Regions from separate parts of the Homo sapiens genome. Here region 2 is linked to region 1. The links are chromatin loops, found by intact Hi-C in ENCODE. Cell type or tissue: adrenal gland. All regions are shown on one strand. Links, peaks and the distances in the headings refer to the core of each region. The heading gives the core; the rest is flanking DNA. Region 1 overlaps PBX1 (PBX homeobox 1). Region 2 has its middle 150 kb from the start of PBX1-AS1.

What was found. A loop is a pair of places that touch in the nucleus more often than their neighbours do. Peaks named below come from ENCODE experiments on the same cell type or tissue, not always from the same donor. Only the 100,000 strongest peaks of a DNase experiment are listed, where the experiment ranks them.
Region 2: it touches region 1 in a loop (2.4-fold over the local background); 10 of 110 quality-filtered maps call a loop at or near these places.

Annotation. Positions count from the first base shown.
Region 1 is chr1:164,797,075-164,813,477 of GRCh38, reverse strand. PBX1 (PBX homeobox 1) reads right to left here. Exons shown (of 9, transcript NM_002585.4): 4 at 13,589-13,779; 5 at 5,801-5,936; 6 at 1,329-1,488. Among named protein-coding and RNA genes, the nearest start is that of PBX1-AS1, 31 kb to the right of the region's middle. RefSeq lists an enhancer at 13,200-13,700. In adrenal gland, for the core only: no CTCF peak of the experiment used is centred there; no DNase peak of the experiment used is centred there; H3K27ac peaks cover 2,269 bases.
Region 2 is chr1:164,919,417-164,935,819 of GRCh38, reverse strand. It overlaps the pseudogene RPL35AP7. Among named protein-coding and RNA genes, the nearest start is that of PBX1-AS1, 150 kb to the right of the region's middle. RefSeq lists an enhancer at 11,171-12,370. In adrenal gland, for the core only: no CTCF peak of the experiment used is centred there; a DNase peak (open chromatin) is centred at 9,319.

The DNA of each region.
Region 1 (16,403 bases), core at 4,608-12,607:
GCTTTGATCCCTTGTCAATCACACCATGATGGAGGAAGAAAAAAACAAAATATTTCTAAAAAAGTAAATATGCTCCTCATAGGAATCTAACCTGCAGTGCTGGGAAAATTAAAACTGGATTGAATTCTACATTGTTTTATTATATCCATGTTGAAAAAGCCCAGGCTACTCTTCATGCATGATTCCATTTAGATAAAAGAAGGCCACAAAAGAAGTGCTGGGTATAGCCCAGTGACTTGGAGGACCTTATCATAACAAATTTATGCATCTGGAAGCTCACAGAAGACATCAGTCTGTGGAACCCTACATTTCTCCAGTAACGAGTCGCTGTAAGAAAACTTATTTTAGTGGACAAACAAGCTTTGTGGTCAAAGATACCACATACTCTAAAAAATGTTAGACATTAGGTTTGTAATCATATTACGATCAAACATATTTAAATTGGTAACCTTTTAAGTTAGAATCATCAGTTTTCTTAGCTGTGCACCCTAATCAAAGTCAAACCAAACTTATTTAATGAGAAAATACTTGTCTTTCCTTTACCAAAGGGAAAAAAAAATTACCACATGCCTTCCATAGCATACAAACACAAAGGTTATATTTTTTGCATTATTAACTACATTTTTTCACATGTAGAAATTCTGAACTGATGACACAAGGCACACCCCAAAATATAGTATTTTGACCTAAACTCTTAAATTAGTGATATAATGCATATTTCCTGAAACAAAGCCTATTACATAGCTCATGACCGATAATCATAAAGAAGACCAACAAAAAACAATAAAGAACAACAACTATAAACAATATATAGAAATATTCATAGCCTGGCTTTGCATACCAAAGCATTCTAATAAGATATTTGCTAGAAGAGTAAATATTTCTGCATAGAATGCATGCTAATAAGTGACCCAGACATTATGTTGTTGGAACAGCAAAACTGACAAGGATAAAAGCTTTATATAAAACAGGCCAAATGACAGAATCCCAATAGACTATCTCTAAGCACTATGTCTAACTTACTTATTGATATCCCTGAGAGGAGAATTTAGAGGTCTCTTCAAGCTAACCAATTTACTTTGGTCTTAACTTAATAGACAAATTAATGCAAACCTCCAGACAACCCACGTTGTAAAAAGTCTAACAGATTGCTCTTTGGAAATGAAAGAAAGAGCCCAAAGTGACATTAACATCCAAAAATACAATCAAATACAGAAATTAACCAATCAAAAGCCTAACAAATTAAAAGAAAATCCCAATGTAGGAACAGCCAGTATAAAAATGGAGAACAATTCCTTCCCCCACCCCCAATCAAAGAAAAAACTAACCAGCCGAGTTGGGAGTTGAGGGCGAGTTAGCTTGGCTTCCATGGGCTGACACATTGGTAGCAGTGACAGCTGTTTTGGCAGCATAAATATTGGCTTCCTCTTGAAATTTACCTATGTTCTTCTTGTACCGGATTCGCTTATTTCCAAACCAGTTTGATACCTAGAGTAGTTTAAGAGAAGATGAGAAAGTTCACATTTCATCCTTCAGAAACATTGCAGAAGAAAAAAAAGGCTTTATGGGAGAGGTGAAGAGGTAAGCTAATTGGTCTTATCCTATAATAATTTGGCAACATCAGTAAAAAGATCTGAAGTAAGAGCTTCAAAAGGACAACTACATAAAATGCGATTCTCTTGTTTAATATAACTGAAATTTAGCGAAACCACTGTGACAAAAATCTTCCTATAAAGGAGCTGCTCATTTAAGCTAGAACCCTTTTAATTTAGAGCAAGCATTTTAAATTTGCTTACATCTTCAGTTATGACACTAAAATATACCTAACATTTCAGGAGAAATGCCCCTAGCGTTTATCAATGTGAAAGCTGGCTTGATGCCATCAAGATACACAGATCTTTAAATGTCCATATAGGTGCTTTCGTGTGATAGATTAATTGCAAATTTTTAGAAGTTACATAACTTTAATGTGGACTGAGATTCTTAGCTGTATTTCACTATAGACCTTAGGATCAATATAATTCAATCTACCAGATTTCACTGACTATTTTGTGTAAAGCTTAGTGTTATCTACATAAGGAAAAACTGTAGCATACAAATGATTATCCCCTTGAATTCTAGGGTTTAAATGTTAAAGCCAGCAGACACAATAAACCTAATTTACTTTCATTTGTTAATTTATTTCCTTCATGTGGTTCGCAGCAGGTGTCTTGGCTTGATCTGGTACCTCTGCTCCCTTCATACCAAGACCTCTGCCAGACACAAGTGGAGACACAGTTAAATTCAAGTTTTACCCCCATAATTCCTGCCCGGGGAAGGAAAGTTTTATATCCCACATTCCAGATATGATTTTGAACTAAAATGTCGATGTTTTTATATAATTACAAAACAAACTATGAATCTGGTGAGGGAAGGGGGAGTTGATCCCACATGTACCACAGCTTACATATCATTGATATTTAACTCCCAACGACGGCAGATAAAGAAAACTGTTGCAAAACTATACTTAATTTTTTAAACGCATTAACAAACTTAAAACATCTTATAAGGATAGCACTGAAAGGCTTATACAGTTTATACTACAGCAGAAATGCCAAGCCTTTCTTTTTTAAAAAAAAATCAGTCTGTACCACCACAATATTAAACAAAAAAGAAAAAAATTCAATAAGAAAATGCTTTATTTATTGTAAACACTGATGTCTACAGAAAAAGAGGTAAACTGGAGGAGGAAGGACACTTTTGGGTGTATTTCAGGATCACTGCATATCTAGTTTCACTTTGAAATTTATGTTTTTCTTGACATAACTTTCACTATTCATAGGAATCAGTCATAATTATGGTTGCTTTTTGATTTATGGGATAGGAAAAGAAGAAAAAAGGTAAGGAGATTTTTTTTCTCAGATAACTGCACAAGCTGAAAGAAAAGGGAAAAAGATGAAGATAATTTCAGAGGACTTTTGAAGAAGAAATACCTGAGGTCCAATTATATGTAAAAAAAATATGAGCTGAAGGGGGTAAAGAGGGGACATGTTGTGGGAATGATACCCTTCTAAATGACAACAATGGAACTGGTAGGAAGGTGCTAGGTCAGTTCAGGGACTTCCTGCATTGTCCAACAGACAATGATCTGGACAATGTATAAAATGAGTGTTATCATGAATGAACTAATTACTCAACAGTCATGGACTAAGGGCCTAATACGCGTTAGGCACTAGGGATGTATAGATAACAGACACAGAATGAGACATGAAATACAGAAAGAATAGTAGGTTTTATGGGAAGAGTTTGATTCACATTTTGAACAAGTTAATTTTGAAGAACCTCTGGGCAGAGCCATGATGAAGTCCATTAGGAAGTAAAATTTATGAGTTTGGTGCTGCAGGGGAGAAGTTCCATTAGGTATTCAAATGGAGGTATTATTTGTAGCTGTGAGCATGGAAAAGATCACTCAGATAAAGCATATAGAACATTGCTTTTCAAAGTTAAGTGTTCATGGGGAAGTTGTTAAAACAAATTTCTATTATAGATTTCACCCTCAAAGATTCTGATTCAGAATTAGGGTGACACTCAAGAATTTATATTTCTAACAGGCTCCCAGGGGATGCTGATGCTGCATTCTGTGGATCACACTTAGAGTAGCTCTGGTATAGAAAAAGGGCTCTTTAGGGATCTGAGGAGATACAGTCAATAGGCGGATTTCAGATGGATTTGGGTGTATGGGCAACATATCTTTGTTTTGGGTCATGGGGGAAATCAATAGCTTTTAGTAGATTTCAAAAGAATTTGTGACTTCAAAAAAAGACAATAATGATACAGCCCAAGAGGTATTCCCTGGCTTTGGGAATTAGGAGAAAGATTTAATAAATCATGTGATCCAACAAACCATGATTAGTAAATGGGGCAACTAAGATCCAAAAAGAAAGAGTGAGTTCCCTAGGATCCCACAGTTGACTCTTGTCAAAAATAGGCTCCTTGCTTAATGCTCCTTCTATGACATCATATTATACTGTCTTCCATTGGACTTGTTTAGCAATGGTAGCTTAGTTGCTTTGGGGAGAGACAGATGTGATGGGGAAGAAAGAATGGCATGACTTTGGCATGGACAGAGGAAAGGGAAAGGTGACACAATATGTAAATAAGGATTTTAATGGACACACTATTTGTACCTTGAGTTTCCATAATGAAGGAAGTGAAGGTTGCGGGAACAGATCAGGATTTTAACTTGTATCCAGCTATACTACAAATTACCTCCAGGAGAATTCCTTTTACCTTCAACAGGAAGTTGAAATTCTGAATTCCACACTTGGAATTCAGACAGTAGTAATTTAATTATATTTTAAAAGCAGAAGGTTCCATGATAAAATTCAGTGATTTGATATTTGCTGCATATTTGTGGTCCATACCTAGAAGCATTCCTCAAACATGTAGCAAGTATCAAAAAGCATTAATTCCCTTTTTTGTGGAAAAGGGGTTTAGATTTGGATAAGAATGGTGACAGCCCTAGAAAAAACTAGGCTACTTGAGTTTGACCGCTGACGTTCCCGTTTCCCAGAACTGTCAAGACTAAAAATGACCTCCAGCTGGGTCAAAGCACCTAAGGAAGGCCCAGGTTAAAAAGGAGTCAATTCATTCTGCTTTATCTGAAAGAATGTTTTCAAGGATATTTGCTGCTGTAAAATCATCTTAGTTTGTTGGGAAGGCTTGGACAGTCCCTTCATTGTCAATACTTTTGTGGAGCTCTATATTCTGACTGGACCTAATTCTGTACAGCTAAACACAGGTTGATGGGATCAGCACCCTGCAGGGATTAACAGAAGTCAGGATTCAATTCAAGGAGGTACAGATGCTTAGTTTATATAAAAGAGCATCTACTTCATTTGAAAAATGGTAAGTGAAATTTCTCGCTACAGTAGCCTTCACTACTCCCTCCCCTCCCCAGTTTTAATGGAAATATCAGTACATTTAATTCTCCTGCATGTGACAAAATTCTAAGAAAAACCTTCTCCGATAGATTTCAGAATTATCACTATGGTTCTCAATTAGAAACCAGTGGTGGTATTTGAGGTTCAGACTGAATAAGAAGTTTGGGTGGATCTTTTGAGTGGACAAAATACACGTACACATAATTATTGCCTACTTCTCTGCTTCATATTCGTGTTGAAAACTCTAGGCCTATAAAAATTTTATGTCATGTATCTTTCCAAGTCATCAGACACCACCTGTTATGGTTATTGCTCTTTGGGGGAAGGGGGCATTCAGTGACATTTTGTTCACCATTCCAATGTAATCGCAGTGACATGTTAAAATTCCTACACTCCCATCAGTTATAGAGTCAGCACATCAAGAGGAGACATTTAAGTTCTTTCATTTAAAAGGCTATATAACAACTAGTTCCATTCACTGACTCTTAAAGTTCCTGGGTTGGGCAAAAAATGGCTAAGGAATTGACTGAATTTGAAAAAACAGCATGAGGAATGCAGATAACTTTCCTAGTACACTTTAGACACCTCACCCATTTGAAGCAAAGGAGTGCTCGATGGGAAGAACCCTAATCCTGTTTTTACATTGTACTCTACTTATTCTTCTCTTCCTTCTGCTGGTTCTTCTCAAGTTTTGCCAAGTACTTACCTAGAAACTCACTTATACGCATACACATCAAGTGCTTACCTTGATATTTTAAGGCTATAGCTGATGGAACTTGCAAGGCATGAATGTCCAGTAAAGCAAGACCTCTAAGAGCCTGCCCCGGAGGCCCCGCCATGGCCAGGCTACAGGCTGAGGCTTTTGAGGTGCTGCTTACCTGGGAGACTGTGATGCCACACTTCTTGGCTAACTCCTCTTTGGCTTCCTCACTGGGGTAAGGGTTGCTGAGATGGGAATAGAAATATTCATTCAGGATTTCTGTCGCTTGCTTGTTGAAATTCCGTCTCTTCCGCCTTTGTAAAGAGAAAGGAAATAATAACAAAAAGGCTCACACCAAATAAATATAAAATGGGAGAGAATAAATCTACTTCTGGGAGAAGACAAATTTTTGAGCAAAAGGTGAATTTGGAGCAGATTTACCAAAAGGGGCTGGATGCCAAAACCAACGCTAAAAGCATTTGCTCAATACTTCATTGTGTACCATCTGGGCACCGAACAGAAGAGTGGTCACAGATATTTTTGCAGAGTAGTGAGGAGTATAAAGTTTCAAAATTCGGGCCATCTTGGTTTGTTTTTTTGAGATGGAGTTTCACTCTGTCACCCAGGCTGGAGTGCAGTGGTGTGATCTTGGCTCACTGGAACCTCCACCTCCTGGGTTCAAGTGATTCTCCTGTCTCAGCCTCTTGAGTAGCTGGGATTACAGGCACGTGCCACAACACCCAGCTAATTTTTGTATTTTTAGTAGAGATGGGGTTTCATCATATTGGCCAGGCTGGTCTCTAACTCCCGACCTCATGATCTGCCTGCCTCAGCCTCCCAAAGTGCTGGGATTACAGGCATGAGCCACCGCGCCCAGCCCCATCTTGGTTTTGAATCCTCGGTCAATTGAATATCAGCTGGGTGATTTCGATCAGCTTCTTCCGTGAAAGTGAAGAGGGTGATACTGACTTCACAGGGTGAGAGTAGGGAAGAGATGAGACCACACAAAGACAGCACTCAGCACAGCGCCCAACACGTGGCAGCTGCTACAACTTGGTCTTTCTTCCTACCAGGTTCCAGGCACTGGGCCTGACCCCTCCCTCTTGGCAATCAATTCAAGTTATTCATTTTTCACTACTACTGAGGCAGATATGATTATTCGTATTTACCGATGAAGAACTGAGCTCAAAGGTCACTTGGCTGGTATGTAACAGAGCTAAGGTATTAATTCAGGTCTGACCACTACAAAACCCAATCTCTCTCTTCTATACAAATTGGCTCCTCACAATTATGCAGAGCTTCTGCAGCCATAAGTTAAAAATAAGTTATCATGTTCTTTCCATTCTATCCCCATGTAAATGCATGTAACATTTTTAAAAGGCATCTGGGGAAGAGGGCACAGAACTGACTGAAATTAACCCCCAACAGCTTGACATCCCTCAAAAGGAGAAAAGTGGCACTTCTTAAGCAAGAACAGCTGCTAAATGGTAAAACAAAAGCCCACAGAATTCTTTTTCATATACAGGTTGCCAAAAAGGAGAAAATCACTTTTTTTTAATAAAAGCATTTTCTGCCTTAAAAAAAAAGTGCTAATTGAACTAATTTAAAGTGAGAATCACTTTATTGCTTCCTGACAATGAAGGCCTGTGGATAGTTGAGGGAGTTGCAGGCTCAATGCAGGGGCTGGTTGGCCCTCCTTGAAGTTGTGTGGCCTTCATCTTTAAATTAGCTCACTTAGCACTTTTGCCTTTCTTGCTTTTATTAAAAGCTTTTCCTTATGGAAAAGATTTCCAGAACATCCCTGATTATACCAGGATATAGGATTTCCCAATTTAGCCAACAGAAAGCACTGATGGCCTTGCTAGACAGGAAATTCAGCTAATATTGTATTTTCAGGGTCCCACTTGGATTAATTAACACAATGAAGTGCCTGATTTTACCGGAAGAACACCATCTGTCCACAGGTATTAACCACATCTGTCCAGATTATGCCAAGCCCAAGTCACTCTCCTAAATCATGCTGAGTTTCTGGGTCACTCAGCATCAGAAATTGTACAGATTGGATTTAAAAGCCTAACTGCAAAGTGGGCATGTGTTAAAAGCTCTTGCATGATGGGAATTTGAGGAAGATAGCCAAGTGACTAACAGGGTCTGCAGGCCAGGCTTTAGATAACCTTTGGCTTCTCTTTCTTCTTCGCCTAAAGACTGTTGTTTTAGGCCTGGGGAACTGGACCCTGAAGGCTCCCTAATTTGGAGAGCCTCCGTTCCTTCATTCAGTTGTTTGCATTAGCATTACTGTGTATTTTTTGGGACTCTTCCAATTGAACTCAAAGGAAACCTCTCTGGAATGAGCTGGTGGTATGCGGATGGTGCAGACAGCTGTTCCCAGCTCTTCTCTCCTTGTGATGTGCAATCTTCCCTAGGTGGTCTCACCTACTCTGATGGACTCGCTTATCACTTCTTTTAGTAGCTGTCTTAATCTAGGGCCTTTGAAATCCTAGGATCAGGATTTTTCCAAATTTCAAGAAACCTAGTGAAAATAACACCTTTCTACAATAAGGTTGAGCTAACTGAGACACCTGGTTTCTTTGCTTTGGCTTGAAGTGTTATCACCTTGCTGAGTTAACATTTGTGATTTCAAACCAATCAGTAGCTTTGTGAGTTGGGCATCTAGGTTTTGAATTTAAGAAATTTGGAAGCTGATAAAATATTACTGGATAAATATGGTGTTTTAGGGACAGAATATTTTTGAATCACAGGGTCCATGGGGTAAGTTTTTTATAAAAGACTCATGATAGTGAGATGTGTAGACATCACAGACATACACTGCTAACTATCAAATTTGTTATCTCCTGCCCTAATACCTCTGCTAAGAGCCATTGGCCCATTTATGACTGCAGACTCCAAGCATCTTCAAACAAACTGTTTCCAAAACTAAGATCACCTTTTACCCAAATCAGCTCCATTTTCCTTGTTAGTCTTATTATTTGGTGACATTACTATAGATATGGTTCATTATATTTGCTAATTTGTTCATTCATTCATTCATTCAAAGATTGGAGTACCTAGCATGTGCTAGAAACTAGGAGTTTCTCAACTCTTCCTGCTTTCTTACCTTCATCAAATGATTGCCCCCAAAGCATGTCCTGACAGTTCTACACTTTCAAATCTACCTCTTCTGTTTCATTCTAATTGCGCTGCTATTTGTGAAGTGAGTGAAGAGGAGCAGCTGCCTGTTGTATCACTGTATGACTAGTGCTGTCCAAGAGTACTTTCTACGATGAGTGAAATGTTCTATATCTCTGCTGTCCAATACATTAGTCATTGGCTATGTGTGGCTACTGAGCAGCTGCAATGTGGCTAGTGTAACCAGAGAGCTAATTTTTAAATGTTTATTTATTTTAATTTAGTATTTAGTTAACTTAAATTTAAAAATAAATAGCTATATACCAGAGCAACACTAGATCAATGCTTTCCTAAGAAGCCCTCCTGGAAAAAGATTGTAGCTCTGGGGACACCATCAAAAACATAAAATATCTTTGGAACCTCTTGTTTTAGTCCACTTTATAATATATCAATGTTTATCTTAAAATAAGAATATTTTCTTTGGAATACTTACACAAAATGTGAAAAGTATTTCAATTTATCCTGTGCAGTGCCAGTTTGAGGAGCACAGGCTTCAATAATTGTTCTTTACATTGTCTTTTCTCCAATACAGCTCATCTTCAAGAGAATCACTAATCTTTCTAAACCACAGATATGATCATGTCACTAATCATTATAAAATTTAACAATAATGTGTATATATATAACAATGTACAATAATATATCATATAACAGTAATAATATATAACACAGTAATCATTATGATAGCTGAATTATGATGTGAATATTATATGCCAGATACTATACTAATATTTATTCCTATTTACAGGATTATCCCTGTTTTACAGGTAAGAAAACTGAGTCTTGGGAAAATAAGCCACTTATCCAGCGTCATATAGGTCATCAGGGTTGTAGCCAGAATTTGAATCCAGTGCAATTTTATGTGATAACTTCCCATACATCTTCCTTAAACAGCTCTGAGGGTTTCTGCTGTTTAATAGGATAAATTCAAAATCTTCACTGGTACAGTTAAGGGTTTTCAGTGGATCTTTCCTATCCCTAGTGCCTCATTTCCCCTCAATCCTACACATGCTCTGAACAATTTCATCTAGCCACATCATATGCCTCTGCGTTCCCCAAAGACTCGTGGCTTTCATGCTCCTGTGGCTTTTCACACCACCCTGCATATTTCTCTCCCACAACATCCGCCACAGATTTACATACGTCTCCCCAACTAAACAGCAAATTCCTCAAAGGCAGAGGACAGATCTCACTCATATTTGAGACCCTTGTGTCTCACGCATATAGTAAGCACTCAAGGAATGCTTGCTGAAGTAGAATTCTGTTATTTTATTTTGCTATTATTCCTTCTATTTGGCAAACATCCTGCTCCTCTGAAACTCAGTATTTTAGGCCCTCTCTCTGGATCATTTCCTTCAGGTGGAGTAGGTAGATGAATGAACTGAATGTGTAACATGTGGTGTTCTGTGTAGTTGTAACAGTATTTGTCCTATGAGCTCTTTGAAGGTAGGACCCACCTTTATATGCACTTTTTTCATCTTTGATGTTCCAGTGGCTACTATAACATCGGGCAGATAGTAAGAGCTCAGTTAGATAAGCCAGTAAATCTAAGTAGAGTGCCAGTGTGACCAGACTAGACCTTCTTGGATGTCCTTTCCTCTTTCTTGTCATCCTCTCTTTGGCAATATACTTTATGTAATCCCCTCTATTGCAGTGAAGTATACAGACGTACTTTTAATTATCTGTTTGTGTTACTGTTATTTCCAGAAAAATGTTATAGAAAAACAGTTAAGATTAATGCTCGAAAATCATTTAGAGAGCTTATAAGTTCTCTCCCTCTTTTAACTAAAAAAAAAAAATGTTATTTATAGTCCTGATAATAAACTTACCAAGTTGTATGGCACAATGCTTGGTATATAGCATGATATGATAAATGTTGAATGAATGAATGAATGAATGAATGAATGTGTGGAATTTTTAAGTTAAACTTCCGTGGTACAGTTAAGTCAATCTAAGGAAGAGAGACAGGAAATGACTTGAGTGGCATAAAGGGCCGAAAGGTTAGTTGAGGGGTGTGGTGGACAGAATTCCAAAACTCTAGACCCTGGTGTACACACCTTCCCTGTAAGTGGATGGCATAGTAAATATGATTAGGTTCCTCATCAGCTGACTTTGAGTAAACGAAAGGGAAGATTCGATTAAAGCCTTAAAATGGAAGGTTTCTCCTGCTGGCCCTCAGGAAGAAAGCAGGCAGCCAAACTGTGACCTGCCTATTGAGAAAGGGAGCCTCTAGGAACTGAGGCCCTCAGTCGTACAATCAGAAGGAAATGAATTCTGCCAACAACCAGAACGAGCTTGGAAGGAGACCCTGAGCCTCAGACGAGATCACAGCCTCAGCTTATAAGCTTGATTACAGATTCGCTGTGATTAGGGCAGAGGATCCAGCTAAGCCATGCCCAGGCCCCTGACCAACAGAAACTGTGCGATAATAAACTTGTGTTGTTTTAAGCTGCTTAATTTGTGGTAATCTGCTACGCAGCAATAGAAAGCTAATACAATGAGTGTTCCACAACAAAGTAGTAACACTCAATTCTACACACCTATTAGATTACAAAGACTAATCCTATTACTAAATCAAGTCCTCTTTGTATTTTATTTGTCTTCCATGAAATCTTTTTTGGTGAGGCCCTGCCCATCAGATGCATGGTTTAGAGGAGCATGTGAATATCTGCAGTGAGTGTGTCTTTCTTACTAAGTTTGCTTAGCTCTCTCTCCCAATTATAGCTAGTGACGCTGGAGGCATTGATGTGAATTCCCCAATCAGGATGTCTGGCAGACATTTGTTTTTGAACTGAGAAGGCCATTTGCTCAGCCTTAGGCTGGAATTTGGGGTCATGTTCTTTCACTGGTAATAAATATACCCCCAAAATGAAATGATAGTAACGATGACAATAGGTTAGTTGTTTTCGTTTTGAATCTTGGCTCAGAAGCAATGATTCAAATGTTGTAACCAAAGCAAGAAAAAGACCCTGTCTTAAAGTGATTGTCCGTCTGGTGCCAACTGGAACACTCTAGGCAAAGGCTGGTGGAAGCGAAAGAAACTTGCGTACAAAACCCTCCTAGCTTTGTGTCTGTTAAAGTCTGACCTTCAGCTGGGCACACTGGAATTACTGAGAGAAGATATCCAATGAGACAATAATTCTGCCCCTCCCTTCTCTCTGCTTACTTTCTTGAAAAGAAAGAACCCAGTCTGGAGCCAATTGTTTTTTTTTTTTTTTTCAATATCTGCCAACATAAATACCAACTCCAGCATTTTAACTAGGGGAGTTACCATGGAGATGTAAGCAATACATGCAGGGTGGCAGTGGCACAGAGGAAGGACCCAAACAGAGGCCACCAGTCACTTGCACTTTGCACTACGCAGAACGGGCTGCATTACAGAAGCCTGGCAGACAGCAGGCCACGGGTGAGGGAGAGGCACAGAGGATCCTGCTTTAGGGTGATTTTGCCTATTTCCACTCCATTACTATACCCAGCTGGGGAAAACGGCCTTCGTTTTTACTTTCTCTTGACTTATTCTATGGAATTCTACTGGCCCAGAGTTACATTTTGCTAGCCGGCATTCTCATGTTATATTCCATGCAACCCAAAACACATTGACTAAAAGGGAGTGAGGAAAAAAGATGCCAGGGCGTTTTAAAGAGGTCCAAGGACTGTAAAGACCATAATTGTGAACACAGAGAAAAATGCAGGTAGGAGAGCTGAATAAAACATGATCTCAGGGGTGAAAAAATTCAAGAGGAGTAATAAATTGTTTTATCTCATTGAAAAGAGGCAAAATTATAGACTGTGAAATGGTACACTGACCCTGACATATCTAATGTCCCAATGATAAAAATAACAGATTGGGATTATTATCAAGAATTTAAATATGAATGGTATCTGAATTCACAGATGATGAATTTAAGACAAACTCTAGATCACAAAGCATACCCATAATCAAAATGTATTTGCTAGATGAATTATCAAAATATTCTTCTAGAGTAGATGAAAGATATGACGACTATTACTATCTTACAGGCTGGATAACAGAAGCAAAAGGAATCAAAGGGTTTCACATAAATCTACCGGTCTAGAGAGTAGATGAAACAAGAGATGACCACTTGTTCTGTGTTCTCAGTTCTTGTCTTCTTTTAAAGGTCCTTTCTATCCATGGTTTCTTCAACTGAATGCTCTGAACTCACAAGTAAGGACATGAGCAGCAATGCCAGATGGAAACCATCAAACCAAGTTGGCCCATGTTAGACCACCTCCTTGTCCCTCTGTGTCCAAAGTGCCATGTCTTATTCAGCTCTGCACTCCTAAAATTAGCCCAGAGACAGCAATTTACTTAGGAATATTTGTTGAATTGAGTGCACTCTCTGTCCATCTACAGTGTGGAAAAGATCCCAATTTCCAAGCAAATGGAATAAACTTTATTGAAGAGAGCCTGTCGTGATAGAATGCTAGTAAGACAGCTGCAGGCCCATAGTTATAAGACGCAACTGTAAAAGAGGTACCTAGTGCTATGAAAAGAAAAAAATCTCACTGTACCTAAGTCCTCCTTGCTGCTACCCAGAGTGCATAACAGTAGTGATAAAGATCATCCCCTCCAACCATGTATTTTCCTGGTACTGTGTGAAACCGATGGCCCATCTAGTCTCGCAGAACCATCCTCAGGGTATCACTTGGTTCAGCGTTGATGGGGTGAAACTAGAGCCTGAAGGGGGCAGCGGCTGTGGACTCCAGCCCCAGATCAGGGACTCCCAGAGAGGGCAGGACAGCCCCATGGGAGACTCACCGCGCATCCAGAAATCGGGAACGCAGGATCATCACCGCCTCGCACGTGCTCTGCTTGAGCTGCATCTGGATGGAGCTGAACTTGCGGTGGATGATGCTGACCATCCGCTCAATCTCCTTTGGGGAGATGGGCCTGGTCCGGCTTTGCTCTCGCAGGAGATTCATCACGTGGGTGGTGAACTCGTTGCAGGCCTGGAATGGCAGGACAATCAACACCGTCATTGAGGGTCCAAGCCTCAACACGCATCAAGTCTATGACATTAGGCCACGTGGGCTTTTCTAGAGACTTGTGCAAATAAAGAAAACTAGGATAGTTTGTGGTAGACGTCCCTTTCAGCCCCTGTGGCTCAAAGTTTTGGCGATAATGTTGAATTTTTATTTTTATTTATTTATTTTTTTTGAGACGGAGTCTCGCTCGGTCGCCCAGGCTGGAGTGCAGTGGCACGATATCGGCTCACTGCAAGCCCCGCCTCCCGGGTTCACGCCATTCTCCTGCCTCAGCCTCCGGAGTAGCTGGGACTACAGGCGCCCGCCACCACGCCCAGCTAATTTTTTTGTAATTTTAGTAGAGACGGGGTTTCACTGTGTTAGCCAGGATGGTCTCGATCTCCTGACCTCGTGATCCCCCCGCCTCGGCCTCCCAAAGTGCTGGGATTACAGGCGTGAGCCACTGCGCCTGGCTGATAATGCTGGATTTTTTTAAGAGAAAAAAAAGTTTCTTAATCATTTTATCTTAATCTTTTTTTTCCCATGATTTTACCACAGTAAAATGTAAGAATATGACTTCTAGTATAAAACACACTACACCACCCTTTTTCCCAAAGTTAACAGCCAAAGAGAGTTTGGGGTCAAATGTATCATGTGCTTTCTGCCTTGCTCATTATTTCTGATATAGGAGTACTTCCAAATACTCAATTTTAGAATGCATAAATAGCCAAAAGAGTTTAAATGGAATTATGGAATTAAAAGCTTTGATAACTCTTCTGGGAGATTTCTCATCCACCTATTTCTGTTTCAAGTTTTATTATAAGAACTTCCTCTCCTGTTCTGGCCTTCTGAAGATCCACTATGTCTATAACACAAAGGGAATCTGTCCCCAGGGGTCTTACAGAAACAGCATCAAAACATGATTGAGAGGATTCAGGAACTATCCCTGCAGAAATAAAAATTCTCAGGTTATAAACTAGCATATCATCAGCTCTGGAGGTGGAGTTGAAAATCATATTTCCCCACCTCCTTATTTAACAGGAAGAAGTGGCCCAGAGAGCTGAAGGGACATTTCCACAGGCACACAGCAAACATGAAGAGGCAGAGGTAGGGCCTGAGCCCTTCCTATTTTAGGCCAGGGCCTCTGTCCTTTCCTAGAGTCTGAACTTACTCCTCTGAAAACTCCTGCCCTCTCTTTTAGTTACTATGACTTAGCATCCATAATCTGGTTTCCTTAGCTGAGCATTCAACAAAACATCTATTCACAGATTCACTCAAAGCAATACTGTAAAACTATATTAGATTCACAACAAAAAAGGCAAGATGATGCTTTGAGAGTTAAAGAACTAAAGACTCAATTCCTCCAACTTATTAACAGCAGAAACACGCTCGTTATTGATAACATTGCATTGCCGTTGTCATATGTGTCGACAACGCAATAACAATAACAATAGTAGACATTTACTGATTATTTATCTAAGAAATCCTTTGAGGTTGGTTGGCCAAAGGTACATAGGCAGGTGCATCCACTGGGCTGTGTCTACACTGGTGAATGGGAGGCCTGGGTTTTTGACCCTGCCTCCATGAATATTTGGGCACATCCTTTCACTACTCAGTGCTTCATTTAACTCACCCAAAAGTGGCTTTAATCATTCCTGACCCTTCAGCAAGGCTAATGGCACCCATGCTCTTGTGCCATGACCTGCAGACTGAGCAAATCCCTCACATGAACACAGCAGAGAGGCTGAGTGAGAGCACAGTCTGGGTTCAGCTCCTGCCTCTGGAACTCACTTGGCTGTGGGATCTTCAAAGTTACTTAACGTATCTGTGCCTCGTTTTTCTAATTTGTGAAACCGAGATGGCAATACCCTACCTGATAAGGTGTAGTAAGGATTAAATGAGTTACTATATGTGTGCCTGGCCCTACAAGTACATGTCACAATTATCTCTTCAAAATATAGATAACTTAGAAATCCCAGCATATTTGGATATATCGATAACTGGGTAAACTTCTCCAGAGTTCAATTTCCCTCTTGGTAAAAGTAAAGGTGGTAATAAATACCTCCTTTTTACTCTGTGGGCCTATACAGAAGACAAATCCATAGAAGATCGGGTCCTTATAGCATGTTACTCTCCACTCTCCATGGAAAAGTGCTAAATAAACACGAGATCTATATAGTAAGCTCATTCCCTAGCCAACCCCAGCACCTGGAACTGTACAACCAAGAGAAGGAAATAAAACCTGGCAGCAAGTTAGCTGAAATTTGGAGACCACAGGATGGAGAGTGGAGGGCTAGGCACATGGCAAGCATCCTAGCCACCTTTCTAGAGAAACAACCTCCCGCCGGGCTGCAGCCTCCCCACCTCGTCTGGGCTCAAAGAGAGGAGGGGCTGGATGTGAGGGAGTATTGTCAAGTGCACCAGCTCTCAGCTGGGAAGCCACAGTGCTCAGCTAATAATAATGTGCTTCATTATGGTGAATAAAAATATTCACAATATCTGATGTTTATTCAGGGCACTCTATCCCGGGGCCCTTTCTGCTCTTCAATAAACAGACAGTGGGGTCGTTTCACCCACTGCTGAGGTGGAGCAAAGCAGCTGCTAAACAG
Region 2 (16,403 bases), core at 5,708-13,707, 120 kb before region 1:
CAGCAGTCACTTGCGCTTGACGCCAGAGGCTGGACAGCTTGGAAACCTCTCACACCATCTCTCCCTTTTTCCCTGCCCGCGGCCCATTTTCCCTCACTTCTGCTCCCCTGGGATCGCACTCCTGAATAAAGTCGTGGCACTTAGGCTTTTGCCTCAGGCTCTGCTTCCTGGGGAACCCAGTCTACAGCAAAATCTATAGCTTTAAATTTTAAGAAAGATGAGCTTCTTTTCAACCTGCCGTCATTTATTTTGCATATTTGCATATTAGAAGCTCCTATCTTGTTTGATGCATTGATTCTTTACAGGGGTTTGAATCTTGATACCAACAGAATTCTTTATGAAAATTTGATTTAATCATTCAGAAACTCCTTCAATGATTTTTTTTCTCTGCAGGGTCTGAAGAAATCTTAGATATAGAGCAAACTTGTTGAGATATACATCAAACTGAGAATCTGAGAATGGTCACCTCCATTCTTGGCTGACAGCTGTCAGTTCTAACCCCACCTAAAATGCCCAATATACCTTCAAGATTATTTGTCATTGAGACCTCATAACTCTATTCCGCTGATCCTTTAGGAGTTTCAGATATGCTTTTGCAAATGTTATTAGGTATTCCTATCTTCTTTAATCCCCTTTATGTCAATAGGATGACCTACCTTTCTTTAATCTCTTTACAATGGCATTCTTCTACCCCCTGCCCCACTTCTTGCAAATAGTTTCAGGACGCCCCCTCCCCCCGCCCGCCACCCCGTTTACTGTCACATAATGGCTTGAGTATTTACTGTTATGTATACACACCGAGTGTCACATGTAACAAGATATGATATGAATTTGACTCAGGTGTATTGGGACTTTTTAAATAAGCCTTAGCTCAATATTATTCACCAGGAAGCCATTTATTATTGAGTTATGTTTATGATTGTATGGCTATATGGAAAAATAATACCTGCTAAAAGACCCAGCATGTTTTAATGGCTCTTTACTTTCTCCTCTTTCTCCTCTGCTGACTTGAGCTCTTTTCCCATTTTTTCTTCTTACTGAGTGGCTAATTCTTGAGAAAGGGGACACTCTTATTTCCACTCTCTCTGGGTTTGTTCTGTCTCTTCTTTAATGATAGGAACAAAACTGTAACATAAGAGAATAGTTTGAAGTATTATCCTCAGCCATCTTCCTTGGTAAATCTTCCCACCACCTCCTTTCCTCTCCAACTCAGAGAATAGTGAGATATTCTTTGCTCACTACCCAGAATGTAGAGATGCAAGGAGAAAACAACAGAAACCAAAGTTTAGCTTCTGTGTTCTTAATATAGAATTTCCAAATTCAACATTTTGGGAGGAAAAAAAAAGGAGGGAGGTGGGATGTTTTGAACTCCCCATACGTAACTATTGAATAATGAAAAATAAGATTCTTAAGGACATAGGGAATAAAAATTTTGTCATATAAATTGACTTGGAAGAAGATGTGCTGAGCCCTTTTCTCCCATACAGAAGACAATCTGGGCCGGCGCAGGGGCTCACGCCTGTAATCCCAACACTTTGGAAGGCCAAGGCGGGCAGATCACTTAAGGTCAGGAGTTTGAGACCAGACTGGCCAACATAGTGAAACCCCATCTCTACTAAAAAAATACAAAAATTAGCCAGGCCTGGTGATGCGTGTCTGTAGTCCCATCTACTCGGGAGGCTGAAGCAGCAGAATCGCTTGAACTCGGGAGGCAGGGGCTGCAGTGAGCCGAGATCACTCCACTGCACTCCAGCCTTAGTGACAGAGCAAGACTCCATCTCAAAAAAAAAAAAAAAAAGAAAAGAAAAGAAAAGCAAATCTGAGTTCCTTGAGAGATGGAGGAGAGGCAGAGAGGAGAAGGATAGAATTAGACTTTGTTGTGGGTCTCTCAGAAGGATCTATGCATCCCCTGCACCCAGCTCCACTCCCACTCCCCAGATTTAAAGTCATATAATACTGAGAAGTTTCCCTGAAGCATCTTAGTGCTCTATCAGGACTGTAGAAATAGTGGCTTGTCTTTTCTAAGTAGAGAGGGTCTGCAGTACCCGAATTATTTTCTCACGATCCTGCAATGGTGCTACAGAATCGGGTCTGGGTGTCCTTTGGGAGGGGCTCTGCAGTAGCTGTGAGGGGGTGAGCAGAGCCAAAACGGCCTTGCATTTGGGCAATGAGGGGAGCTATGATATGACTTCCAGGAACTAATGACCAAGATCAGACATCATCATGGATGCCAGAGGAGACTATGGGTGCTGTGGACTAGGAGTGTCGCCTGAGAAATCATAACCACTATATGCGTTAACTGGGACTATTAGATAGGAGAGTTCTTCAAAACTTGTGACAGATTGAAGACCTGCTATAAGCTCAAGCCTCCTCGGGGCCTAGATAGTCACTGTCACTTAATACTGGGACTTCTGCAGTTCTACCTTGGAAGCTGGAGGTGAAGTCCTCTTTTCTTACTTCGTTGCAGTCCTCTAAACCACCTAATTTGTCACCCTACATCCACCATTTACAATGAACACCACTATAAAAGTAAGTGGAGAAGTCACTGGGCTTAGAGAATTTAGCATCTCATGTTCAGCTGCTCATCTTTCCCTTGCTAGAAGACTTTGTGCTGTCCCTTCACGGTGCCTTTCTTCGGTGAAAGGAAACAATAATATTTATATCCTATTCATAGGAAGATGGAAATGCATTACATGAACATATGAGCTCTAATGGACTTTAAGTTCTAAGGAAAAAGTTGCTGAACACGGATAATGTGCTTTTTAAAAACTGGCCATTGCACACAGAGCCAGATACTTTAACACCACTGCATTCTTTCTTTCTCTCTTTTTTTTTTCCTACAAGATGTCATATTGTGTCTTTGCAAGGCTTCCAGCAAACAGGAGGGCTCATCAATTTCAACCTAAAGCTATTAAAATGTTACTTTGTTAGCAATAATTAAGGTGTGCAGCCAGGGCTCCCTATAGATCACACTCAGAATCAGGGTCATATTTTTCTCCTATAGCACCTCAGGCATCTTAAATTACCAAGTAGTCAGGGGAGGAGGGGCAAGCTGGGGGCTGGGCAGGAAAGGAAAAAGGGAGGAAGACGCTTGCCTTACACATAAAAGTAGAAATAACAAACGACTCTTTTCCTATGAGAAAAGAAGGGATTAGCGTAGGACTCTTTTCCTACGCCAAGCCCTCATAAAAGTTTTAAAAAATATTTTCTCTCAATCTGTTGAAATGTTTAGAAACAAATGTTAGACTGATTTAAAAAAACCATTTTTTAATTAGATTTTTTAAGTCATCAGAGGCACTAAAATTCCCCTTCAGCTTTAGCTGATAAAATTTCTGCATTCTATACCACAGCACGAGGAAACATTATGTCCTCTATGTCATGTTTTCTTCTTCCTTTTATTTTCCTTCTCAATCTTATTTCCCTCTCTGGATTGTGTCTTCAGCTGCACAAGGAAACTGTGCTTCTTTGCTCTTTCTTTTTCTGTGCTCTTATTCACCCCACCCACCTTGTAACACTCTCATGAAATCAGAAAATCATGAAAATGAGTCAAAGAAAGCTTCCTATAGAAAAATCCCTTGTATGAAAATTTTAAGTTGCAGGGTATTCAAAGGAAGGCTCATGGAACCTTGAAATTCAAGTTTATGAGGAAACACTAGAAGCAAAAAAAGGCTGGGACTGTGAAACCTGGAAATAGAGTCAACTGTCTAATGTGAGGCTGATAATAGGTAAAAATATGTTCCTGTTTCTGATTCTCATTCTCCCTGTGTGCATAGGGACTCTAGGGTACAGGAAATATATTGCACTGTACATTGGAGATGTTTTTGATCATGAAAGAAATCCAGGATCCTTATGAACCTATGGGGTAGAAGTTTGATGCAATGAAATAGTTCCAAATGTGGAGATGGGAGACCTAGGTCTTATTAGCTATGCGACATTGACCTCGACATCTAAGAATCTCCTTTTTTCTTCCATTAAATGGAGATACCTCTTACCTCACAGTGTTGTTATGAGAATTAAATCAGATAATGTACGTAAAAGAGCACCATAGATCATAAAGTGGTATCTCAACATTATTTTTGTTAAGTTCTGTGGTAAATTGGGTTCTCTGTCCCAATTATTTGTCCCTGGTCACATGGCTGCTTGGCCAGTGAAATTTGGGCAGACAGTATATCAGCTGCCAATTCCTCGTGTCAGCCTGAGAGGTGCCACACATTGCTGCTCTCCCTCCTGCACCTTGCCATTTTCATGAGAAAAGTATGCCCTGACTAGCTGACTGGTCCTTGAAAGATGAAAGATCTAACCTGTACCTTAGGGCAGTGGTTCTCAAATGTTAATATCAGAATGACCAGGAAAGCTCACTAAAACACAGATTGCTGGGACCCAGTCCAAGAGACCCTGATACAGTCGGTCTGGGGGAGGTCTGGATGGTTTGCATTTTAAATAAGTTTCCATGTGTTGCTGATGCTGCTAGTCCAGTTATTTTTGGAAATTACTCCCTTCCTTCCTTCTTTCTTTCCTTCCATTCTTCCTCCCTCCCTTCCAGTGTGTATATCAATCTTCTATCACAGGTCATTTGTGTTCTAAAACAGACTAATAGGTACAATTTTATCCTATCAATGACTGGTGTGGCTGAATTTAAAATTCAGTTTCAAACTTGCTTCTGAAGAACATTTAAAATAGCTTCTAATTACTAGAGTGAGAGCAGAGAGAGTAGGGAGAAGAATGAAGCCTCAGAACCACAGGCTTAGAGATGCCCAGTGAAGCCCAGACCATAGCAGTCAACTCCCAGGGTAGCTTGAGGACATGTGAGCTAAATCAGTGCTCACTGTTGCACAACACTGAGAATCTGGTCATTACATAGCAATAACTAACCAACATAAGCTAATTACTCAAACAAGTTATAGATTAAAGAATATATGATTGTCTTCGCAGTAACCAGGCTTCTCAAATTGAGGCAAGAGGTAACCCCTAGATTATAACTGTTGGGCAGTTCTGAAAGTCTTTAAAATGCCATGGGACGTTGATTTTTCCTGGGGAACAATCTCCTGCTTCTTCTATTTATCAAGTTTCCTCTGCTCCATCCTGTTGCCTTGTCTGTCTCTCTGCTCTCACTGTAAGTGTTCCTAGAAATTTGTCAAATATTTTTCAGAAGCAGATTTGAAGGCATATTCTAAATTCAGCTACACTAGTGACTGATGGAATGAACTTGTTTCCACCTGTAATATGAAAATGATGTACCCAGTGGAGGGAAGAAAGAAGGGAAGAAAGAGAAGGAGGGAGGGAAGGAGGAAGGATGGACTTGCAGAGCCCCATAGAGTCTGAGGAGCTCTCTATTCAATATCCCACAGCATCAGTTTTTATCAACGTCCCCTAGTGTCCACTTGAGGGACAGGAGAACCAATGGGAAGGTAGGGCCTCTGCTACTCTACGTACCATTCTGTGTTTGAGGAACTGGTTATCTGGTGTGGATATGCAGCAGACAACTTCCTTCTCTAGATTGTAAGCTCCTCAAGGGCAGAGATTTTTGTTCTATTCACTGATGAATCTCAAAAATCTACAGTAGTGCCTGGCACAATAGGCATTCAACAAATATTTGTTGAATTGGAAATGAACTGAATTGCCCTGAGACCAGGCCATGGACAGTTTCTGGAAGTAGCAGGTTACCAGGCAGATGAACCATCCCCCGAGCCTCACAAAGCCAGCCCCCTCTAGTATGGTCACCAACTCACAGCTCCCAGCACTGCCCATCCTCGTAACAGCAGTGACACCTGATTTCAAAAGCCAGATATTCCACTTATTCTATTCAACTGCTTCTTTTTCTCTTGAATCCTTTTTATTAGTGCTCTCATTTTCCACTTGGCTTCATTTCCTCTAAGCCTTTACCCCTCCATTATTCCTTACTGTGACAACATTACCACATGGCAATTATGACAGTTTTTGCTGTTATGAAGTATTTAATCTGCTTTTCATGTCAACACTGAGATGGAGATGGCATAGTATTTTATACCTTTGGAAACTGAGGCATAGGGGAAATGAGTAATTTGCCCAACATCACCTGGCAAGCAGGTGGCGGAGCTGAAACTTGAGCTTGTTAACAGGAGTGTTCTCGCTACTGATCCACGCTGCATAAAAAGCGTTTGGTTATTTTCTGGGCCGGTGTTAAGCCTGTGACTCTGATAAACCCTATTTAGGTCTCTGGGACTATGAAGCAGAATGTTAACTGCCATGCTTCATCAGAGTGACAAAAAGTCTCCCGCTTCTAGAAGACTCTACAGCTTGCGAATCGTCTTCAAGCACAGTCCCATTTGATAATGAAGGACCCTCCCTGGTTAAAGTGATGGCTTTCTTGGCTTACTCCTTCAAGTTCTGCAAGCAAAGAAAAGTACCCAAAATGTCACAGTGATAAATAATGCTACATTGATTCTGCTGCTTTCCAAGTCCCACAAGTCCCTGGATTGAGCTGGGCTGCAGCCCTAAAAAAGCAGATGATTCTGTGTGTCTCAGACTGGAGTCTGAGACTGAGATCACTGAAAATGGTGCAAGAGTAGGGAGCAAGAGGCAGCAGGAACGGGAAGTCTCCACACCACTGAGGTAAATGCTGACAGGAGTATGCACAGTAAAATATTTTACTACGAAGCAGAATTACTCCAAAGACTGATGGACTTGCTCGCGAGACCCACTCACATTTATGAAGGTCATAAGTTACAGGCGTCCAGCTCACTCACAGGAGCGCAGCCATCACCTTTTATGGGTGAAACTTCCTGCAATATATTAAACTCTCCAGAAAACAGACAAGGGGTTTATGGCAAACGATAACTTTAATGCCCAGAAACCATTCGGTGATTTTGGGAGGATTATTAGTAACAAGGGCAAGATGCTGAGTCGTTTCCAGGCACCAGGCTCTCTCTCTCCTGCCTGCTCATGCCAATCCTCTTTTCTCCTCTGAATGCTGGCCAGAAATGTGGACCCTGAACCCTACCTACAGTAAGAGGGGATGTGAGGAAGCAGTGGGTGAAAGAGGGCTGACGTTTATTGGCTGAAGAGTAGACACAGCGCTGAAGAGAAGAGGGGCCTCATGGGAATCCTTAGGCTGGAACCAAGACTATTGCTGAGAACCCTTAAAGGACAGCTGGTCACAGAGACACCCAGTATCACTGAAACTTGTTGCCAGGAATAAGGAGCTGTTCCTGTATGAGTCCCCAACCACCCCTCATTTGGAGGAAGTTATAAAAAGGACAAGGCTGGGGTCACTTGAAGAACTGCTTTGCTCTGCATGATTTAGAAGAATCCCTGAAGGCCTTTTCTATTAAAATCTGAGCACTTTTGAATTGGTTTCTTCCAAGTCCTCCTTAGCAATGCCTTCTAACCTCAGCTGTCACTGCTGTATGCAGATGGCTGTCGGCTGGTGGAGGGATTGTCAGAAGGCAGGCCAAAAGATCTGGGCGTGGAGGAGTCTGCAAAATGTCCCATCCAGGAGGCTCAGACTCGGTGGCTCCAAAGCACATGGCATCTCATTTCCTAGGGTCGGGAAAGGGCAAGAGCACTGGACTGGGAGTCAGGAGTTGTGCATTAAAGTCATAATCTTGGATCATATGCACATCAATCACTACAACTCTCAGGGGCATGGTTTCCTGGCCCATAAAAGAGATGGCCAAGATTCTCCCATGGAGTCTTTCATTGCTGTACTCTCTGATCATGACTTCTCGCCTGGGTTCTGACCAAACATACGCTGGCAGCACTCGGAACTGGTTCTCCAAATGGTATTTAGCCTTTCTTTGTTTTCCCTATGGAACTGTTTATAAAAAGCACATTTGGATCATTCTTAGTGATTGAGCACCAAACTTTGGAATCCCCTTGAAGAGAAAAGGGAAGAGGCCGGGCGCGGTGGCTCACGCCTGTAATCCCAACACTTTGGGAGGTCGAGGCGGGCAGATCACCTGAGATCAGGAGTTCAAGACCAGCCTGGCCAACATGGTGAAACCCTGTCTCTACTAAAAGTACAAAAATTAGCCGGCTGTGGTGGTGCACTCCTATAGTCCCAGCTACTCAGGAGGCTGAGGCAGGGGAATCGCTTGAATCCAGGAGGTGGAGGTTGCAGTGAGGCGAGATCACCCACTGCACTCCAGCTTGGGTAACAGAGCGAGACTCAGTCTCAAAAAAAAAAAAAAAAAAAGAGAGAGATAGAAGGGAAGAAACAAAAGCAGAAAGTGCCCTGAAGGGAAGAAACAAAAACAGAAAGTGCCCTGTCAGGAAAGTACAAAGACCTGGCTTTTAGTTGTCATGGAGTCTTCAACTGGCTGTGCATTGCTTCTCGAATTGCACTTCTACTTCCTACTCCATACACTGAGCAGGATCAGATAATAACTGCTTACACTTCTGACGGTTTACTGTGTGTTGGTCAGTGTTCTAAGTGCTTTACATGTGTGTTTTGTATATTCATTTAATCCTCACAACTCTTTGAGGTAGAGATTATTATTATCCCCATTTTACAGATGGGGAAATCAAGGTGTAGAAAGGTTTGGTAACTTGCCCAAGGTCTTACAGTGAGCAAGAAGCAGAGATTTAAAACTCAGGCTGTCTGGCTCAGAATCCAGCATTATACAGCTGAGATTTTTAAGTCCTCTGGGACGCTGGTTCACAAACTCTTGTGTTTATCTGCATCATCTGTGAAGCGTCACAAACTCTTGTGTTTATCTCTATCATCTGTGAAGCATCTAAAATATTCAGGTTCTGAACTCTCTTCCAGGGGTTCTGATTTAGCAGTTATGTGACAGGTTCTAGGACTTTGTATTTATCAAGTGTCAAAGGCAGCTAAATTAGGTGATTGAAAAGCCACAGCACCCTGAGACACACTGTTCTAGAGTAGCTCCATATGTTTTAGGAGCCTTTGCGGGGAGTTAGGGACAGATTGAGTGGGCAGACAACATCTTCCTGTCTTTGAAGACTTTCCCATCTACTTTGGGAGAAACCCCATAGACAGCATATTAAATCACAAGGTGGCTTCGAACACCTGCCCCTTTCCACTGGGTGGCTGATCCTTTTCATCCCATCCAGGTACGAATTAAACAGTAGCAGCCCTACCTCTAGTACATTGGGGCAAGGACTCATCTCCCTGGAGTTCCTCACCTGTCTGCTGCTTCTCTACTCCTGTGACCTTTGGCTTTCAGCATTGTCCAGGTCTGTGGGGAAGCTCCAGGACTGGGGTCAATGGAGGGGTGAACTCAAGGCAGATTCTACCTCCCCTTCCTGCATGTGAGTGCAAGAGGAAAAGGCAAGGCATTTGCACCCCAAGGGACAAGCTTTATCCAGGGAGAGTACTCTCTGGTAACTGCTTGAGGAAGTAGCCAGGCAGTATGACAAACTATTTGTCTCTCCTCTTTATGAAGGAGAGGCTGTCCTTCCAGTTGCTGACAAAAACTTTCATATTCCTTCTGCTTTCCCCCAGTGCACATATGGGAGAAAATTCATACGTGAACATGCACACAGATTGAGCCCTCTCTCCTCCTACCCCCATCTGTGCATCTGAACCAGCCACCTGCACTCACTGTAATCCATCACTCTTTTTCACGGGTCTGGCTGTGGCTGTGTGCTTGGTTGTCTATTAGGGTGTCTTTATCTCATCATACCTTCCTGTCTGTCTTTGTTATTAGTTCTAGGTCATCTGTTCCTTGAGGGCAGGAGTTGATTTCTGCAAGCTTCCTTGTGTTATGTTCACATTCAAGTTACCATGTATGAGGCCTTTAATACAGACATTGCTCCTGAGTGAGACTCATTTGATGCTTCTAGAGTCCAGAGAACTTTCCTTTTATATGCTAACAACTATCTGTCTTTCAAAAATGTTCTAAAGGAAAAGATTCTGATGCTATCAGCAAAGTTTGAAAATCACTTGAATTTTTTCCAATATCTCTGTTTTAAATAATCCAACATAGTGTTGTCCCCCAGTTTTCTGACACTCCAAACTGTTTGTATGATATTCACCAAATAATTGCCAAAAATATTTAACAAGACTGCATTAAGTTTACCAATGAGACTTAATGACCATGAGTTTTTTTAAAAAGTGAAAGTACATGTAAAACACTGTCAGTAGATAAATATTTGTTATCATTAATATGATAATTATTAAAAATAATTAAGATAATTATTATTTTAAAATTTTCCCATTGTTAATATCAGTCTAAAATGTGAATTTTTATGAGTTTTCCAATAAATTCATATAACTGAATTTCCAGCCAGCTCACACTTCTTTATCTTGTTCATAAGGATACCATTTAAAATACTGTCAAATGTCTTGCTGAAATAGACATGTGGCATTTTCCTGATATGTCAGTCTAATAATCATAGCAAAATAAGGACATGCATTAGGGTTGTATAAATTGTTCAAAGTAAATCTGTGCTAATCCTTGAGATTACTCATTTCTTTTATAAATACTCATTATTTGTTAATTTTCTATTTGAGAATTTTCCTAAATAATACACATCTATTTTATTAGTATGTAGTTTCCAGTTTTAATCATTTTCTCTTTCTTGATAACTTTCATAGGCTTTTACTTTTCTTGTCTCATATTTGATATGGTTTCTCAAAGATCTCGGCTCTTTAGTCCTGTCTGAAAGCTGTCTATTTACTAACAAGATGAGAACAAAGTCCTTTCATCTGCACCTAGGCACTAGGACTCCTGCAAAGAGCTGAGGTCTTTTCCTACCACTTCCACAGCTAATTTAGGCTGTAATTCCTTTCTGCTGTGAGGGTCTTATCTTTGAATAAAAATAGAAGTAAATGAAGAGTTAGAAATTGTCCTCCATCTTGGATAAAGTGTAAGCGGAGGTTCGGTAAATGCTGAATGCCCTGAAAAGTGCCCGTGCCACATAGAATTGGACCAGCAAAGTGCCCGTGCCACACAGAATTAGACCAGCGAGGCATGTTTCTCTCTGAGCATCAGTAGTAGTGCTTCATCAACCTCAGAACAGCCTGCATGGGAGAAAGTGCTCCTTAAGTTCTGATCTGCCATCCTTCCCGGAATATCTTGGTTCACAAAAGTGTGATTCAGATTTCATCTGAAATTTCACTTGTTCCTTAAAGAAGCAGAGGTAGAAAAAATTTCTAGATGTTTTTTGTTTAAAAATGCTGAACAATCTTGTTCAGGAAATACATTCTAGTATCTAAGCCTCAATTCATTATACTAGAGATTTTAGTTTATGGCTTCTTGTTCTTTCTTCAGTGAGTTGGAGGACATCTCACAAAAACTGACATTTACTCTTAGGTGATGAATATGCTTCCTATCAATGAAGGATAATGATGGGTTATCTACTGAATGGTAAGTAGGATACCAAACTACTGCGTGCCATGGACTGAATTGTGCCACTTCCAAATTCATACGCTGAAGCCCTAAGCCCCAGTGTGACTATATTTGGAGACTGAGATTTTAAGGAGATAATTAAGGTTAAATGAGGTCATAAAGTAGGGCCCTGATCTGATATTGATATCCTTATAAGAAGAGACACCAGGACGGGTGCAGTGGCTCACACCTGTAATCTCAGCACTTTGGGAGGCCGAGGTGGGTGGATCACTTGAGGTCAGGAGTTTGAGACCAGCCTGGCCAAAATGGTGAAATCCCTTCTCTACTAAGAATACAAAAACTAGCCAGGCATGGTGGCAGGCGCCTGTAATGCCAGCTACTCGGGAGGCTGAGGCAGGAGAATTGCTTGAACCCGGGAAGCGGAGATTGCAGTGAGCCGAGATCATGCCATTGCACTCCAGCCTGGGTGACAGCAAGACTCTGTTAAAAAAAAAAAGAAAGAAAGAAAGAAAAAAGAAAAAGACACCAGAGAGCTAATGCCTTCTCTTCTCCTCCTCCCCCTGCTCCTTGTCTTCCCCCTCCTTCTTCCCCTGCCCCTACCTTATGAAGACACAGCAGGAAGGTGAGCATCTGCAATCTAGGAAGAGAGCCCCCACCAGACACCCATCTTGCCGGGCCTTCATCTAAGACTTTCAGCCTCCAGAACCACAAGAAAATTAATTTCTGTTGTTTAAACTGGCATTTTATTACAACAATTTGAGCAGTTGTATATGCTATGAAAAGAGTATAGCCACTGGATAAGTGTTGTACTTACATTTTAAAGCTAACCAAAGTTAGGCTCTTGATTGTTGGTTGATCTTGGACAAGTGATTATCCTTTTATCATCCTTCTTCATATGTAAAACAGGGCTAACTTTATGAGGCCTGTCTCACAGGATTATTTTTTAGATTAAAAGAATAATGTGTGAAGCCAGTCGTTTTCATGCTTTGCTGCAAATTGGAATCACCAGAGGATCTTCTAGAAAATGCCGATGCTTGGCTCTCACCCCCAGTTATTGTGGATTAACTGGTATAGGGCATTGAGAGTTTTAAAATCTTTCCAGGTGATTGAAATGTGCAACAAAGTTTGAGAACCAAGGTATTAAAATATCAGATACAGAACAGGTATCTGTTAAATAGTGGCTTTTCCCCCTTTGCTTTTTCTTCCCTGATAATACAGAAGCAATGTGTTTTATTTTTTATATCTGACTTGAACAAGATGCATCATTTTGGTTAAGAATTGACGGCCTGAACAAGATAAAGCTCTTGCTGTCATGGGGCTGACATTCTCATGGAGCATCTTTTCATATAAATATTGCTTCTGTAGTCATCTCCCATGTTTAGACTGTCCAGGTTCCTGAAGATCTGCAGTCTTTGCTAATTTCTCAAATCAGGATGCACACTTGTCTTCAATCTCCCTGTTTTCTTCTCCTCTGCCCCCGCCAACCTCCAGTAAACACACCTCTGGCTAGCACCTATTTCCAGCTTCCAAGCCTCTCAGATCCAGGATAGCTGCTGTGAAAAGTAAGTGGATGCACCTCCCAGCTGGTCTGTCACTTGGTGGAGAGGCTGCACCTGCCTTCTGCCCCTTGGGGTTATTATCTTGCAGCTGGGTACTCTCAAGGGACACTCTGCATCCTTTACTCCTATATTTCAACATGAAATTACCCACTTGCCTAACTTCTCATTCTTTGGAGGCAACTTATCTCCAGGACTTGAAAACTAATCAACAACTAGGTATTTGTTTTAGTGCTGGGAATTGCAAAATGACCAGTGCCTTTTATCCCCTAGTTCTGATTGTCATTGACTTGCAACATCTCATGAATCAGTTTCTGGGGCAAATCTGCCCTGAGTGGCTTCTTCTCCCAACATCATATTGCTTTCTGGGAGGTCCTTTTGGCATTGTCTTAAATTGAATTCAAGTTATGAATGTGGAATTATAAAATCACAGTCACAAGGCACAAGGATGGTGCCAGAGAATATGAATGCTGACATCCCACTGGGGTTTGAGCTCCAAGACTGTCCCGTAGAAGGGTTTCCAATAGAAATGGAGAAGAGGAGATATAGCAAAACTACCTATAAACTTTAAAAAAATATATACACATCCTCCTCTCCGGTCCTACTATACCCTGGTTGGCTGAAGGGGGATGCTTAATGTGTTTATTTGGGAAGAAAATCTTCATCAACCACTGCACCAGCAACTTTGTTATTACCATGCCCTTAAGAATTACTGATTTAGTGGCCAGATACACTTGGCTCTAAATCAGCTCTTTCCAACCTCTGCTTGATCATTAGAGTCATTCCCACATCTTTTACAAAATACAGATTCCCAGGTCCCACCCCAAATTGCTAAATCAGAATTTTTTTAAAGTATAGTCTATCCTCCATATTCCTGGGCTTTACATGCACAGATTCAACTGACTTTGAATGAAAAAATTTTGAAAACAAGGAAAATCACAATAAAACAAAAAATAACAGAAAATTTAAAAAGTATAGTATAACAACTGTTTATAGCATTTACATAGTATTAGGTATTATAAGTCGTCTGGAGATGATTTAAAGTATATAGGAGAATGTGTATAGGTTATATGCAAATACTAAGCCAACTTATATGAGGACCTCGAACATCTGAGGATTTTGGTATCTGAGGGAGTCCTGGAACCAATTCCCCCAGGATACCGAGGGACAACTGTAGTATCAGAAGTCTGTAATTAGAAAAAAAGCCTCCAGGTGATTCTGGAATTAGCCAGGGCTGAGAAGCATTGACATGGTAAGTAAGAGCCTGGATGTTGTTTTTCTCTTCCCGCCATCTTGGCTCCTGTGGAGGCCTGCAGGGAACAGGACTTCTAAAAGGAAATATGTCTGGAAGGCTGTGGTCCAAGGCCATTTTTACTGGCTATGAGAGGGGTCTCCGGAACCAAAGGGAGCACACAGCTCTTCTTAAAGTCGAAGGTGGTTATGCCAGAGATTAAACAGAATTCTCTTTGAACTAGTGATGCACTTACGTATACAAAGCAAAGAGCAACATAGTGACTCCTGGCGGCAAACTAAACAAAACCAGAGTAATCTGGGGAAAGGTAACTCCGAGAACGTGCCAAATTCCAAAGCAATCTTCCTGCTAAGGCTATTGGACACAGAATCCGAGTCATGTTGTACCCCTCAAGGATTTAAACTAAGGGAAAGTCAATAAATAAACGTGGATTTGCACTCTTTAAAAAAAAAAGACAGAGAGCCTGGATGTTGCACCCAAATGTGGAATAAATCTTTATAGGTGTTGCAACACCTAACACCTTACATCTGAGGGGTGCTCATAAATCATAATCAAAAGTTGCCATTATTGAGCACCTGTTGTATGTATATAATGTACCGGGCGGTTTATACGCATTATTTCACTCAATTTTCACAATGATCAACTTCATGCATAAAGTTCAGAGAGATTAAGGCTCCCTGTGTCAGAATCCAGATTGTGACCCAGGCCAGATTCCACAGCTCATGCCTACTTCACACCACATTCTCCCCACCCCATGAGTGTTGAATGCATCATGAATCATCAGTCTTATAGCCCCTCCTAAAAACCAGACCCCCTAGTCTCAAATGAAGTCATTTAGTGCCTCACTCACACCTAAAATTAAGATCCACTTAAGCGTGTAAAGGCAGATGAAAACTGCACAATTCCAGGTAAATGTCTGCATGGGAGCTTTTAGGTGGCCAAAAATAGGTGACTTCCAAATTTAAAGTTAAGTATTCATCGTTCCGTGGGCATATACAGCACCTCAGAACAGGACTGGCTAGGAAGGGCTGGCATCCAGAGTTTGAGGACCCAGGAGGAAGTACACTGGTGATTTAAGGTACAAGATTTGAACTGCAAAGGGAAAGGCACTTGGAAGGATTCTAGTATGAAGCAAACTGCTTGCTGAGTTATCACTTTTTTCTCCTAGACAGCGTTTCATAAAGTATATATCTTTAATGCCCTTGAGTGGCATTTTACAATTAACCACAGGTTCCACATGTTGGTTTACACGTGAAAGTAGACATGTGATATTGACATCCCTAGAATGGACATATGCAATAAGGTAGGCAGATACTGAATTCAGAGAGGTCAATTAAGGGAGACTGGTAGATGCAGGCAAGGTCCAGAGTCCTGTAAGTTAAGGAAGCTGCTCCAGCCAGGAAATGACACTGGGCTTGGCTGGGTGTGATGGGTTCTGGGCTGACAGACCATGGATGGAGACAGAAAGCTGTCAAAGGTCATTGAAGGCCTGAAGGCAAATCGGGAGACCTCCCAGTCCCTGTAAATCATTAGTATCTCTAAGTACTATAATCAATCCACCCCCAAGAGAATTCTGTGAATTAGAGTCGGAGAATCTTCCAGTTTTCCAGATGGAGGCAGCTGGAGAAGATGTGAAACCGCAGCTTAACCTGTCTTTCCCCTGTGCACATGCATACACATATACACACATGTGTGCATACATACACACACTCACCAGACCCCTGCCGCTTCATATGCACATCACTCTGTCACTCAGCTCTTCTTTCAGGACATCCCCTTATCTTCTTGTTTTAAGCACCCTAAAGGACCCCAGTGTGAGTGAAGATTCAGGACGTCCTCAGCTGAGTCTGAGGCTGGATCAGGTGATGTTTGCCATGCCCGGTGGCTTCATGATGGTGTCCAGGAGCAATTGAGTCCAAGGGTAAAGAACACGTCTTGAGGAAGGCAGCTGTCTATTCAGAGATGCAGGGAGGCAGTGAATCCTTCCAACAAAGGGCATTCCTGCCTTTTAGTTCATTCTGGTGCTGTCATTGATCCAGAAACTGAGTCTTGATGCCTCATTTGTCCAGAAGTACATCTCCCCTTGATTGGGTAAATGGTGCCCAGTGATACAGTGGGATCTTCACAGAGAAGTTTTTTGCCTGTCATTGCTTTGCATGTTAAAAGGCTCTTAGTTCATCTTAATTAAAAGATAATGGGCACCGCACTTACTGTCTGTGAACACATCATACAGCTTCCTTGTGTTTAAGAGAGAGGGCTTCCACACTTGACAACAGGTTGGCAGGAATAGTGGGATGAAGA